3 separate regions of the Homo sapiens genome follow, and all the other regions are linked to region 1. The links are chromatin contacts, found by Hi-C or POLR2A ChIA-PET in ENCODE. All regions are on one chromosome and are shown on one strand. The core of a region is the stretch at or near the end of the contact, and the rest is flanking DNA. Distances in the headings are between cores, read along the strand shown.

Evidence for each region. A loop is a pair of places that touch in the nucleus more often than their neighbours do. ChIA-PET counts read pairs that join two places held with the same protein, here RNA polymerase II (POLR2A). Pooled maps may share reads with other maps.
Region 2: a loop to region 1 is called in a map of B cell, with 18 times the contacts of the local background. The contact joins the promoter of RPS6KA2 here to the promoter of AFDN-DT in region 1. A Hi-C loop is called at or near these places in 5 of 168 maps with a recorded cell type or tissue (B cell, CD4-positive, alpha-beta T cell, CD4-positive, alpha-beta memory T cell and 2 more), 4 of 37 single-sample maps with no recorded cell type and 14 of 50 pooled maps. POLR2A ChIA-PET finds 5 or more read pairs at or near these places in 1 of 52 experiments (activated CD4-positive, alpha-beta memory T cell).
Region 3: a pooled map shows a loop between it and region 1 (16-fold over the local background). The contact joins the promoter of MPC1-DT here to the promoter of AFDN-DT in region 1. A Hi-C loop is called at or near these places in 1 of 168 maps with a recorded cell type or tissue (lower leg skin), 2 of 37 single-sample maps with no recorded cell type and 8 of 50 pooled maps. POLR2A ChIA-PET finds 5 or more read pairs at or near these places in 1 of 52 experiments (GM12878).

Annotation. Positions count from the first base shown.
Region 1 is chr6:167,824,878-167,828,487 of GRCh38, forward strand. AFDN-DT (AFDN divergent transcript) reads right to left here and starts at 1,919. Exons shown (of 2, transcript NR_027906.1): 1 at 526-1,919. It overlaps AFDN (afadin, adherens junction formation factor), which reads left to right and starts at 2,034. Exons shown (of 34, transcript NM_001386888.1): 1 at 2,034-2,360. The coding sequence starts at 2,256. RefSeq lists silencers at 1,003-1,072, 1,987-2,186 and enhancers at 1,657-1,726, 1,757-1,836.
Region 2 is chr6:166,625,238-166,628,544 of GRCh38, forward strand. RPS6KA2 (ribosomal protein S6 kinase A2) reads right to left here and starts at 2,014. Exons shown (of 21, transcript NM_021135.6): 1 at 1,684-2,014. The coding sequence starts at 1,782. RefSeq lists silencers at 1,884-2,233, 2,294-2,463, 2,714-2,773.
Region 3 is chr6:166,381,157-166,384,867 of GRCh38, forward strand. MPC1-DT (MPC1 divergent transcript) reads left to right here and starts at 2,022. Exons shown (of 1, transcript NR_189630.1): 1 at 2,022-3,711. MPC1 (mitochondrial pyruvate carrier 1) reads right to left here and starts at 1,784. Exons shown (of 5, transcript NM_016098.4): 1 at 1,650-1,784. The coding sequence starts at 1,720. RefSeq lists an enhancer at 927-1,106 and silencers at 1,467-1,566, 1,717-2,456.

The DNA of each region.
Region 1 (3,610 bases), core at 669-3,168:
CACCACACTTTAATTTTAAGAAAGGAGACTAGCGATCTATTGAATAATTCATTCCCTCATGGCACTGGTTCAACACCCCAGGCTCCTCTGCTGAGAAGCCTCCTTATGTAGCTGTACTGGACAAGTGCGGTAGAAAAGACAGAACCCAGTGGGGATGACAGAATTCTTTAATTGTCTGCAAAAGAGGAAATCCAGTTGGTGGAGAGAAAAATTATTTCCACATTGGAAAAAAAAGTAATGACAAAAATAAAAAGGCTTTGTCAAATATAGTTCACTCTTCTCATTACTTGCCTTAGTGTTTCAAAGATAAACGCTTTTTGTTACAACACATCACAGATAACGCAACTTCGCCTGACTGAACCCGGCGTGGGGAGACTGCAGAGATGGCGCTCTGCAGCCAAAACAAAGGGTGGGGGAGGGGAGGGGCAATTACAAAAAAGACACCTTATGAAAAAAAATCCCTACAATTCACAAAGCTTGCTACTGAAATTAATTTCAGGTTTCCACGTCCACGGGGACACGTACAGGATTTAAAATGACGATCACGTGGCATCTCTCAGGGCCAAATGGGGCGCATCAAAGCTTCCCCTCGACGTTTATTAACTCTGCAGTCCGTTCTCTACGTCTGCGAAGAATTGGCAGATAACGATGTGTCTGAGAGAAGAGGCGTTTTCTAAGGAGACACACAAAGGGAGTGGGACCCTCCAACCTCACTCTGTGAGAGGAACACCGCACAGCAGTGTGGGGGCTCGAACACCCCAAGAGCGGCAGAGCGCGGTTCAGAAAACATGACCCTTGAAATGCACACAAAGCCTAACAACGTGTCCTCCGCGGAAGAAAACAGCTTGAAAAGGTCGGCTTTGAAGTGACCCAGCGGAAAGGAATCACCCTGGAAGAAACACGCAGCAGCCCCGGGGCAATGCGCGGGCAGGAGGAGCAGCGAGCGCGGGGAGCGCAGGGCCCTTCGGAGAGGGCGCTCCACCGGCCCTGCGCTCCGTACCTGTGCCGCCACGCCCACCGGTCCCCTGCTGAGCCTAGCACCGCCCATTTAGACCCAGCACCACCCGTCCGGACCGAACCTAGCACCGCCCGTCCGGACCCAGCAGCGCCCATTTGGATACTGCACCGCCCGTCCAGACCCAGAACCGCCCGTCCGGACCCAGTACCACCCATCGGACCCAGCGCCGCCCATTTAGACCCAGCACCGCCAGTCCGAACCGAACCTAGCACCGCCCATGGGACCCATCGCCCGTTCGGACCCAGCACCGCCCGTCCAGATCCAGCACTGCACCCCCATTTGGATCCAGCACCGCCCGTCCAGACCCGGACCCGCCAGTCCGGACCGAACCCAGCACCGCCCATCGGATCCGGCGCCGCCCATTTAGACCTAGCACCACCCATCCGAACCGAACCTAGCACCGCCCATCGGACCCACCGCCCGTCTGGACCCAGCACCGCCCGTCTGGAACCAGCACCGCCCGTCCACAGATCCATCACCACCCATTTGGACCCAGCACCGCCCGTCCCCGCCCGTCCGGACCGAACGCAGCACCGCCCATCGGACCCAGCAGCGCCCATTTAGACCTAGCACCGCCCGTCCGAACCGAACATAGCACCGCCCATCGGACCCATCACCGCCCGTCCAGATCCAGCACCGCCCATTTGGATCCAGCACCGCCCGTCCGGACTCTGCACCGCGCGTCCGGACCCAACACAGCACCACCCATCGGACCCAGCACTGCCCATTTAGATCCAGCAGCGCGCGTCCGAACCGAACCTAGCACCGCTGGTCGGGAAGGAACCCGGTACCGCCGGTTGGGACCCACCACCGCCAGTCCAGACGGAACCCTAGCACCGCGCGGGGCCCGCCCTCCGACACCTCCCTCCCTGGCGGCCGCGGCAGCAGCACCTAGTGGAGCGGCCCGGAGGTGCGGCGGCGCCGCGCGGGGCGGCGGCGCGCACGGCGGGCGGCGGCGCGCACGGCGGCGGGCGGGGCGCGGGCGGGTGCGGGCGGCGGGCGGCGGGCGCCGGGCGCACACCGGCCGGCGGGGCTGAGGCGGCGCGGCGCGGCGCGGACTGAGCCCCAGGCGGAGGCCAAGTCGGAGGACGCGGCGCGGCCGCGGAGGCGGAGGCAGCCGCGGAGGCGGAGGCGGCCGGCGGGGGGTGGCGAGGGGCGCCGGGCCCCCGCGGACCTGTCGTCCTCGGCCCGTCCTCCGGCCCCGGCCCCGCGCGGCTGAGGAGGCGCGGCCAGGACCATGTCGGCGGGCGGCCGTGACGAGGAGCGGCGGAAGCTGGCCGACATCATCCACCACTGGAACGCCAACCGGCTGGACCTGTTCGAGATCAGCCAGCCGACCGAGGTGAGCACCGCCGGGCGCGGGGCCTGCGCGACCCCCGCCCGCTGCGCCGCGCCCCGCCCCTCCCCCCCGCCGCCGCCCGCCAGCCGCGGACCCGCCCTCCTTTCCCCCTCCCCCCTCCGCCCCTTCTCTCCCCTCCCCCTCCCCCAGGCCCACCGCGGGCCCCGGCGTCCCCCGCAGCCCCCGTCCCCCTGCCGCGGTGTATCCCGGGGTCGCGCGGGCCGAGCGGGGGCTGGCGGGGCGCGGCAGTCACCTGTTCCCCTCTCCGGCCGCTCACCTGGTGGCTCACCTGGGCCGCCGCCCCCACCCCCGCGAGCGCGGCGCGGCCCCGGCCTCATCCCCGGCGGCGCGGGGGGCGCGGCGGCGCGCGGGGCCGGCGCCCTCCACCTGCAGCCCGGTTGTGGCTCGCGGCGCCCCTTCGCCGTGGCCGGGATGGAGCCTGTGACGCGCGCTGTGCTTCGGGTTCATAAACTTGCAGGCTGCCAGCTGGGAGGGGAAAGTCAGTATCACAAAGTTCGGGAGGTGCGGGCTGCCTGATGGCACAGGCCCGGAGTCGGACGCCTCCGAGGAAAGGCGCGCCTTCTCCACCTTCGGGGCCGCGAGGAAGGGCCCTCTGCGGCGGCCTCTGCCCGGAGGGAGGCGCCGGCCCCAGGCTGGCTCCCTGAGAGGAGGAGGAAATCACGCTCGCTCCTGGCCTGGTAACAATGGGGGTTGTTTATAGCAAAGCTGCTGAAAGCGTTCCGAGCAGCTTTTAAAAAAATGTTTGAGTCCAAGTCCACTAGGAAGGGCTCCGTGGAGAGGGGAGGGAGGTGAAGGGTCGGGGAGCAACCCTGTAAATCGCTCCGCAAGGGTCGGTTCCGCGCTCTGTTCATTCGGTGGCTGCACAGACTTTACCAGCATAAAAAAATTTCACTCAATATTTGTGCCCGTTTAGGAAATCATTTTAATAGCGTCTATTTTTGATTTGTTGTAATAGGTAATTTATAGTTAATACTTGCTATAAAATACTAGCTCCTAGGCAACAAAACATGTTTGGCAGATTTGAACATTCTTACGAAATGTAATCCTTTTATCATTAAATTCCACTTTATGTTTTTGAGAGAATTTGACTATTGCTTCTCTGATTTCTTGAGTTTTTGCCAGTCATGGGAAGGACTCTATTTCTTCTGTTTTCATCTGTACCTGTGACTGCACTTGACGTGGGTAGCTAGCCATTTGTCTTAATACTGAGTTGAATACTGACACACGCCATT
Region 2 (3,307 bases), core at 764-3,263, 1.2 Mb before region 1:
TGACCTCCTACATCGCTGATGGTTTATGTATGACTTCTAGAAATTTTATTTCTACATGGAAGAAACCTCGTTTCCTATTCCCACCACCCCCCCACCCCCCCCCCCGCTTGTTTCCCACTGTATTCTTTCCGGAGGCACGCCTGCAGCCCAGCCCTCCTTGCAGAACCCTGTGACACCAGAGGCGTGTGTATCCAGAATCAGGCAGATTCCTGAACTCCCACTGGTCAGCCAGTGTCTAGTGCTGCTCTTCATAAACAATGCCTGGAGTGTGCTCACACGTGTACCTCTTCTTGGCAAAGACAGTAAATGGAAGGAGACAAGGAGTTGTCTAATAAACTTGGCATTGAGATGAAACAGGAAACAAAGACATGTATCCGGATAAAGATAAATACTGTTCTGAGTTTCTGATCTTGTCAACTTCAGATTTTTTAAGTGCCTGTGTCCCAGGAAAATGATTTGCCTCACTGGTGTGCTTCATTTCTTTCAATATTAGACTTAAAAGCAAGCCCTCCTCCAGTACTGGATTAACAGTTTTGTTTGAAAGATGTGTTTTACCCTCGGGAACCGGCCATACTGATCCTATCTAGTACTTCCAATTCTGATTTAGGGATGCCATAAGAGAAACTTTTTAAACAAGTAATTCTCTTCTACTTTTTTGTCTATTCCTCAGGTCTCTCAATGGTTACAGAACCCATGTCTGTGTCTAATATCATGGCAGCTGGGACAAAGAAAACCAAGATGAAACATTTGAGATTGTTCCAGCTGAAACAAACCAACCAAAACCCCACAGGTGCCAGCCTTGAGGCAAAGGCGGGACAGTGTCAGGCGAAATCTTTGGGTCCCAGCCTCAGTCTCCCCATCACCATGTCTTTTTCACTTAAACACGTTTCACTGTTTTGTCATCTATAGATTCAACAATGTGATTTGGACACTGGGAATAAGAGAATAAGATTTGATGGTTGAAATAAAACACACCACGAGAGAACCGTCCACAAGGAAACTCTAAGATGCCAAGATGCGGGACAGGTAGAAAGGACAGGGCTTTGGGAGTACTCTGGGTTTTCAGGACGAATCTGTATCAGCCTCGGCGCTGCGAGGATATTGCATCAGGCTCTTTACTCCTGAACGCCGTTTTAGACGCCTAAGCAGATTGTGCTGCTGCCTGTTCTTCCCCGTTCTGTGAATTCTACACTGACTTCAAGTGCACGAATGAGCTACAAGATAAGGTGGAACCTGCCGGCCGGGCACGGCAGACAGCACCTGATCAGCGCCTCGGAGGGCGGAGCTGGGGGGCTTCTCCACTCGGGACTTTGAGGGACCCCCGCGGAGCGCTCCGCGCCACTCGGCGGTCTAGCTGCAGAGAAAGCCCCTCCTCACCCGGGGCTCCCTGTGGCCCACAGGGGACCATCCCACACCCCGTGCAGCCAGCGGCGGAGAAACCAGCTGGAAATGCAGTGGGGGTGGAGTTGCCCCCGCGAGGACCCACGGACCGCCCAATTACTACGGAGTCCCAGCGATAACGTTTGGAGCCGTTTGGTTCGATTTTCGGAACCGGACCAGCTTTCCAGTAACTTGAACTCCCTGACGGGTCTCGGGGTCCACCCAGGGGTGGCGAGGCGGGCTCGGGCGACCACGGCCCGCTCAGTGCCCGGCACCTGCGCGCCCCGAGGGCGGCCGCATTACCTCGAGCCGGCTCAGGCTGGAGCTCTTGGAGCGCGACTTCCTGCGCAGGTACACAGAGAAGAACCTGCGCACGGCGAACTTCTTCATGCTCAGGTCCATCGCCCCGCGCCCAGCCCGGAGCAGCCGCAGGGCCGGGGGACGCGCATCCCCGGCATCCCAGGCGCGGGGCTCAGGTCCGCGGGCGGGCACGCGTGGCCAGGGAGCCCGGCACGGCGGCCATGGGCGCGGGGCGTGGGGCGCGAGCTGCGGTCACAAAGGGCAGGCCGCGCCGGCCACCGCGGCCGGGGCCACAATCGCTCCCTCCGCCTCCTTCTCCGCCTCCCCTGCGAGTACCAGCGCCGGCCACGCGCCACGCCTACACCACGCCCACCACCACTACCACCAATCAGCGCCCGCCGCTCCGCGCCCCGGCACGCACACCTCCTCCTCCTCCGCCCCGCCCCGCCACTACGGCCAATCAGCGCTCACCACCCCTCCCGTTCCCACCCACCACCAGCACTGCCAATGAGAGCCCACCGCCCCGCCCGGGAGAGCCCCGCCTCTGCCGATACCTCCAATCATCAGCGCCGCCCTGTGGTTCCAGGTGCCCATCCCTCCTCCTCTTTCTACTCCTTCCTACAAGAACCAGCTCCGTGCAGCCCCGCCCCCACGCGGTTCCGCCCACGGCCCCGCCCACAGCACTGCCCGCCAATCAGTGCCCGCAGCCGCCGCATACCTAATGAGCCTCGGCCCGGGACAGCTCCCGGCCCGGGCGAGTTGTGCAGCTGCTCCGGAGCCGCGCAGTCGCGGGCGTTCCTGTCACGCAACTTCGGCCCGGCTGCTCTTTCTTCCAGCTTGGGGCCGTCATTATGTTTTCCTTCCTTAAAACATCCCTATGCACACTTTGTCATCATGTTTTTCTCTGCCGAACCAAACTTTAATTGTTGATCAGCAAACGCAGCCAAAACCTCAGCGGCACAGCGAGCGAGGGACCGCCGCCTGCCAGCGGGCCCTGCAGCTCGGCCAGGAGCCGCCCTCCGCGGAACCGGCGCCTTCCCTCCGCCGGAGCGGACAAAGGCGCCCGAGGGCGGGGGCTCAGGCAGCCCTCGGGGCGCCTCCCTCCCGCGGCTGCAGAACAAAGACGCATCCGCCCTCCGCAGCCGGTCCCGCTCTAGGAAACGTCTACACAGATGGCTTATCAGGGCCCGCGCTGGGAATACCCGGGCGGGGTGACCTGGGTCTAGGGCAAGGCCCTCAGACCCGCTGCTGGCGGCAGCGCCGCTCGGGATCCGCCTTAAAGGGAAACACTTTTTTCTTTTTTTTCCTAGAAATGCTCACCAAGGGCTGCAGCAGGGCCGAGAATGCGGGCTCACGACCCCGTGCAGCCTGCTCTGTTTTCCTCTTGTGCACGTGTTGAGTTTGTATTTAAAAACAGGGAGAAACCGAGCCCATTGACATAGCACCATCACCACCTGCAAAGAGCAGAAACGAGTGCGGTGGTGAGTTGACAAGTCTTGCTTGCTCTTTTGCAGTGCGAACTGCAAAATCCTCGCGTTGTTTTGCTCCCTGGACTAGTCAGATGTTGCGTTAATACTTGTGTAGTCTATTTTGGCTAAGGTGGGTAGAGAGGTCAGAATGTCCTTAA
Region 3 (3,711 bases), core at 772-3,271, 1.4 Mb before region 1:
ACCCTCAGACTGCTACCTTGTTCACATTTTTACTACCATTAATCTGATACATTGCTGTGCTCCACAGTGCTAAACACCCATCTTAATTAATAGTAGTTCTATTTAAGCATAGAAATGTCTTTTTTTGAAAGTCAGAAGTGAAGCTTCTGTTTACAAGTTTACCATATGGCAGACTGAATTATTTTTCCTACCCTACTGCTCTATAAAAGTAGAAGTAAACAGTATTTGCAATAAAATTCAGGATTTAAAACTTTTTTATTGCTAAAATCAAGTTGCCTTCATACTATCCCTTTTGTGTGGTTATAACAGGATTTATTCCTCCTCAGCTTTCATCTCTTTACCTCTTGACCACACTATTAACTACCGAAAAAAAACCGCAGCTGTACACGTACCTAGGTTTTAAAATCATACACTGAAAAACTAACTAAAATTACACTCCTAAATAACCTAAAACTGCTTCAAAGTTATATTCAATATTTTGAAATAAAAGCAAGCGCCCCAAGATGAGAGGTGCAAATAAATTATAGAAAGTGTATTTTCAGGCTTTCCAACCGCGAATGCTCTTTGTTTCTAACTGGAAAGGAGGAGTTAACAGAAAATAGAACAAGAAGAAAAAGTATGACCTTAGAGACACGTCACTTTACTTTGGTTGACAGAATTTCGTATATAAAAACATCTTAAATTGTACTTCCTCCCAAGCTTAAAGTCCTTAGAATGAGAAAACCGAAAGGCGAACCCAAGGCCAGCACATTTTATTTCCGCTGTCCCAGAAGCGCGCTGGGCGCACCCGAAGCTCCGCTCCAACAGCGCCGCGCCGCGCTCTCAGCAGCGCCTCCCGCTGGCGTCTCCCCACCCCACACCCAGGTCGCCGCCTCTGGCACACCTGGACGGCCGCAGGTGACCGGCGACCCACTCCGAGGATCTGGTAGAAACCGGCCAGGAAACCACTCCCGCCCGGAGGAGCGAGCCACTGTCAACTGGCCCGGAGGGACGTGCCCACTGCCAACCATGGGAGAGGAACGAGCCTCTGTCACCCCTGCCGGGTCACCCTGCCCTGAGGGGCGCCCACTGTCACCCCTGCCGGGAGAGGCGTCCCCATGGTCACCCTGTCCTGAGGAGCGCCGTCGCTTTCGTCCCTCCAGGTCCCCACTGCCACTCTGGCCGGGAAGGGCGTCCACTGTTATGCCTACCAGGAGAGGCGTCCCCAGTGTCACCTTGGCCAGGAGGGACGCCCACCGTCACCCACTCCCTGAAGGGGACTCAATGTCACCCCTGCCTTGAGGGGCGCCCACTGTCACCCTGCCGGGAGAGGACACCCACTGTCACCCCCGCCCTGAGGAGCGCCCACTGTCACCCTGCCGGGAGAGGACACCCACTGTCACCCCCGCCCTGAGGGGCGCCCACTGTCACCCCCGCCCTGAAAGGCGCCCACTGTCACCGGCTCTCTACGCCGTCCGCTTCGGGGTGTGGCGGTCCGGGAGGGATCCGGGTGGGGCCCCCCTGACAAGCGCACCCTCTCGCCTGGGCCCCGGCCCACCCGCTGCCCGGGGCCACCGCGTCCTCGCGGCCGCCCTCGTCGCGGACTGCACGGGTCGCAGCCTCCCGGGAGCCCCTCCGGGTTGCGGGGTTCGGCCTGCGGCGCTCGTCACCTCATGAGGTAGTCCCGGAAATCCTTGCTTCGGACATAGTCCGCCGCTTTCCGCACCAACGCGCCCGCCATGGCTGTGCCGACACCAGACCCCGAGTGGTCCCTGCCTCTGCTGCCGCTTCCCAGAGCCAATGACACCCCGGCCAACCCCCCGGCAGCCGACGGCGAGCCAGCCCGAAGGCCCGCCTCACGACACCCGGCCACGCCTTACGGCCGCGCCGCGCCGCCCGGCTCTCGGCCAATGACAGGGCGCAGGGCCAGAGATGGTGGCGCGGACTGGCTGGCTCGTGCCGCACGCCTCCTTCCCGCCCTCGGTGGCGCACGGGGGCGGGGCCCGCTGCCGTAAAACGGCTGGGGCTGGGCCGGGGCTGGCAGGCGGTTGCTAGGCTCCAGCGGCTCCCGGCCAGCGGGGACGTGGAGGTGACATTTCTCTGACCCACAGGACTGTGGGCGCCCTGCCGAGCGTCGCGCGGTCTTGGGGCGACCTGCAGTGGGGCCCCTGCGGCGCAGCGCGCGGTGGGACTGGCCGGGTTCCCGCGCCGCCCAGGGCCTGTGTCTGCGCCGGTTCCTGGCAAGGGCACCTTGGCCGGGCGGCCCGCGTCCCCTGCGCTTCCCACACCCACGTGGGCGGACCCGGCCCGCAAGCTGGGCCAGCCTGCGGTTTCCGGGCACTGGGGAGTGCGCAGAGCCCCGGGCCAGCGACCGCAGCCGGGGCCCCTGGCTTCTCCCGAGCACTTTCCCCCGGACCGGTCCCTCCAGGGTGGCGGGCGGCACCCAGGGCCGGCGCTCCTCACCAACGCGCTGCAGCTACGGGCTCAGGAGGGAGCCGCAGCGTCGGAGGAGGAAAGCATTTAAGAATAGCACAAAGCCTTAGGCTCGAGGAAGCGTGACTGCTTACGTGTTGAAAATAAAGGTTCTGTAAGTCCCACCGCGGGTGCATATTGAAAAGAAAGGGATCATTAGCACGCGACCCTCGCCTAGGAGTATATAAACCGCAGCACGACTTTCGGATCACAAAGGCAGAGAAAAGAACACATTGAAGGCTTTTGCTCACTTTTCCAAGTTGTTTCGTTTCGTTTTGTTTCTAATGTGGACGATCATTTAAAATGCCTCTGGTGGCCGGGCGCGGTGACTGACGCCTGTAATCACAGCACTTTGGGAGGCCGAGGCGGGCGGATCACCTGAGGTCAGGAATTCGAGACCAGCCTGGGCAATACGGTTAAACCCCCTCTCTACTAAAAATAAAAAAATTAGCTGGGCGTGGTGGCATGTGCTTGTAGTCCCAGCTACTTGGGAGGCTGAGACAGAAGAATCGCTTGAACCCGGGAGGCGGAAGTTGCAATGAGCCAAGATTGCGCCATTGCATTCCAGCCTGGGCAACAGAGCAAGACCCTGTCTCCAAAAAAAACAAATAAATATAACAAAATTCCTCTGGTAGCCGGGTGCGGTGGCTCACGCCTGTAATCTCAGCACTTTGGGAGGCTGAGGCAGGTGGATCACTTGAAGTCAAGAGTTTGAGACCAGCCTGGCCAATATAGTGAAACCTCATCTCTACTGAAAATACAAAAATTAGCCAGGCGTGGTGATGCGCTCCTGTGATCCCAGCTACTCGGGAGGCTGAGGCGTGAGAATCGGTTGAACCCGGGAGGTGGAGGTTGTAGTGATCCGAGATTGTGCCATTGCACTCCAGCCTGGGCAACAGAGGGAGATCCTGTCTCTAAAATAAAAAATAAAAGAAATGCCTTTGGTGAACAGGAATTCTCAACATTAGTGACCCGCAGTGTATTAGTGTTAATAATGGACATCCCCTTTGATCCAGCAAGCCCATCTAGAGATTTCCTAGGATAGACAAGCCAGTTTGTGCAATTTCATGTGTACAGCATTGTTTTTAGTATGGAAAGATTAGAGTTTACATATCTACCCATAGGGAGAGAGTTAAATAAATTATGGTGCATCCGTTTAGTGGATTAGTATACAGCCATTAGGAATAAAGGAATTCTTTATGTGCTGATATGAAATATCTTTTTTATTTTCAAGAAAAAAACCCAGGTTCTGAATAGTGT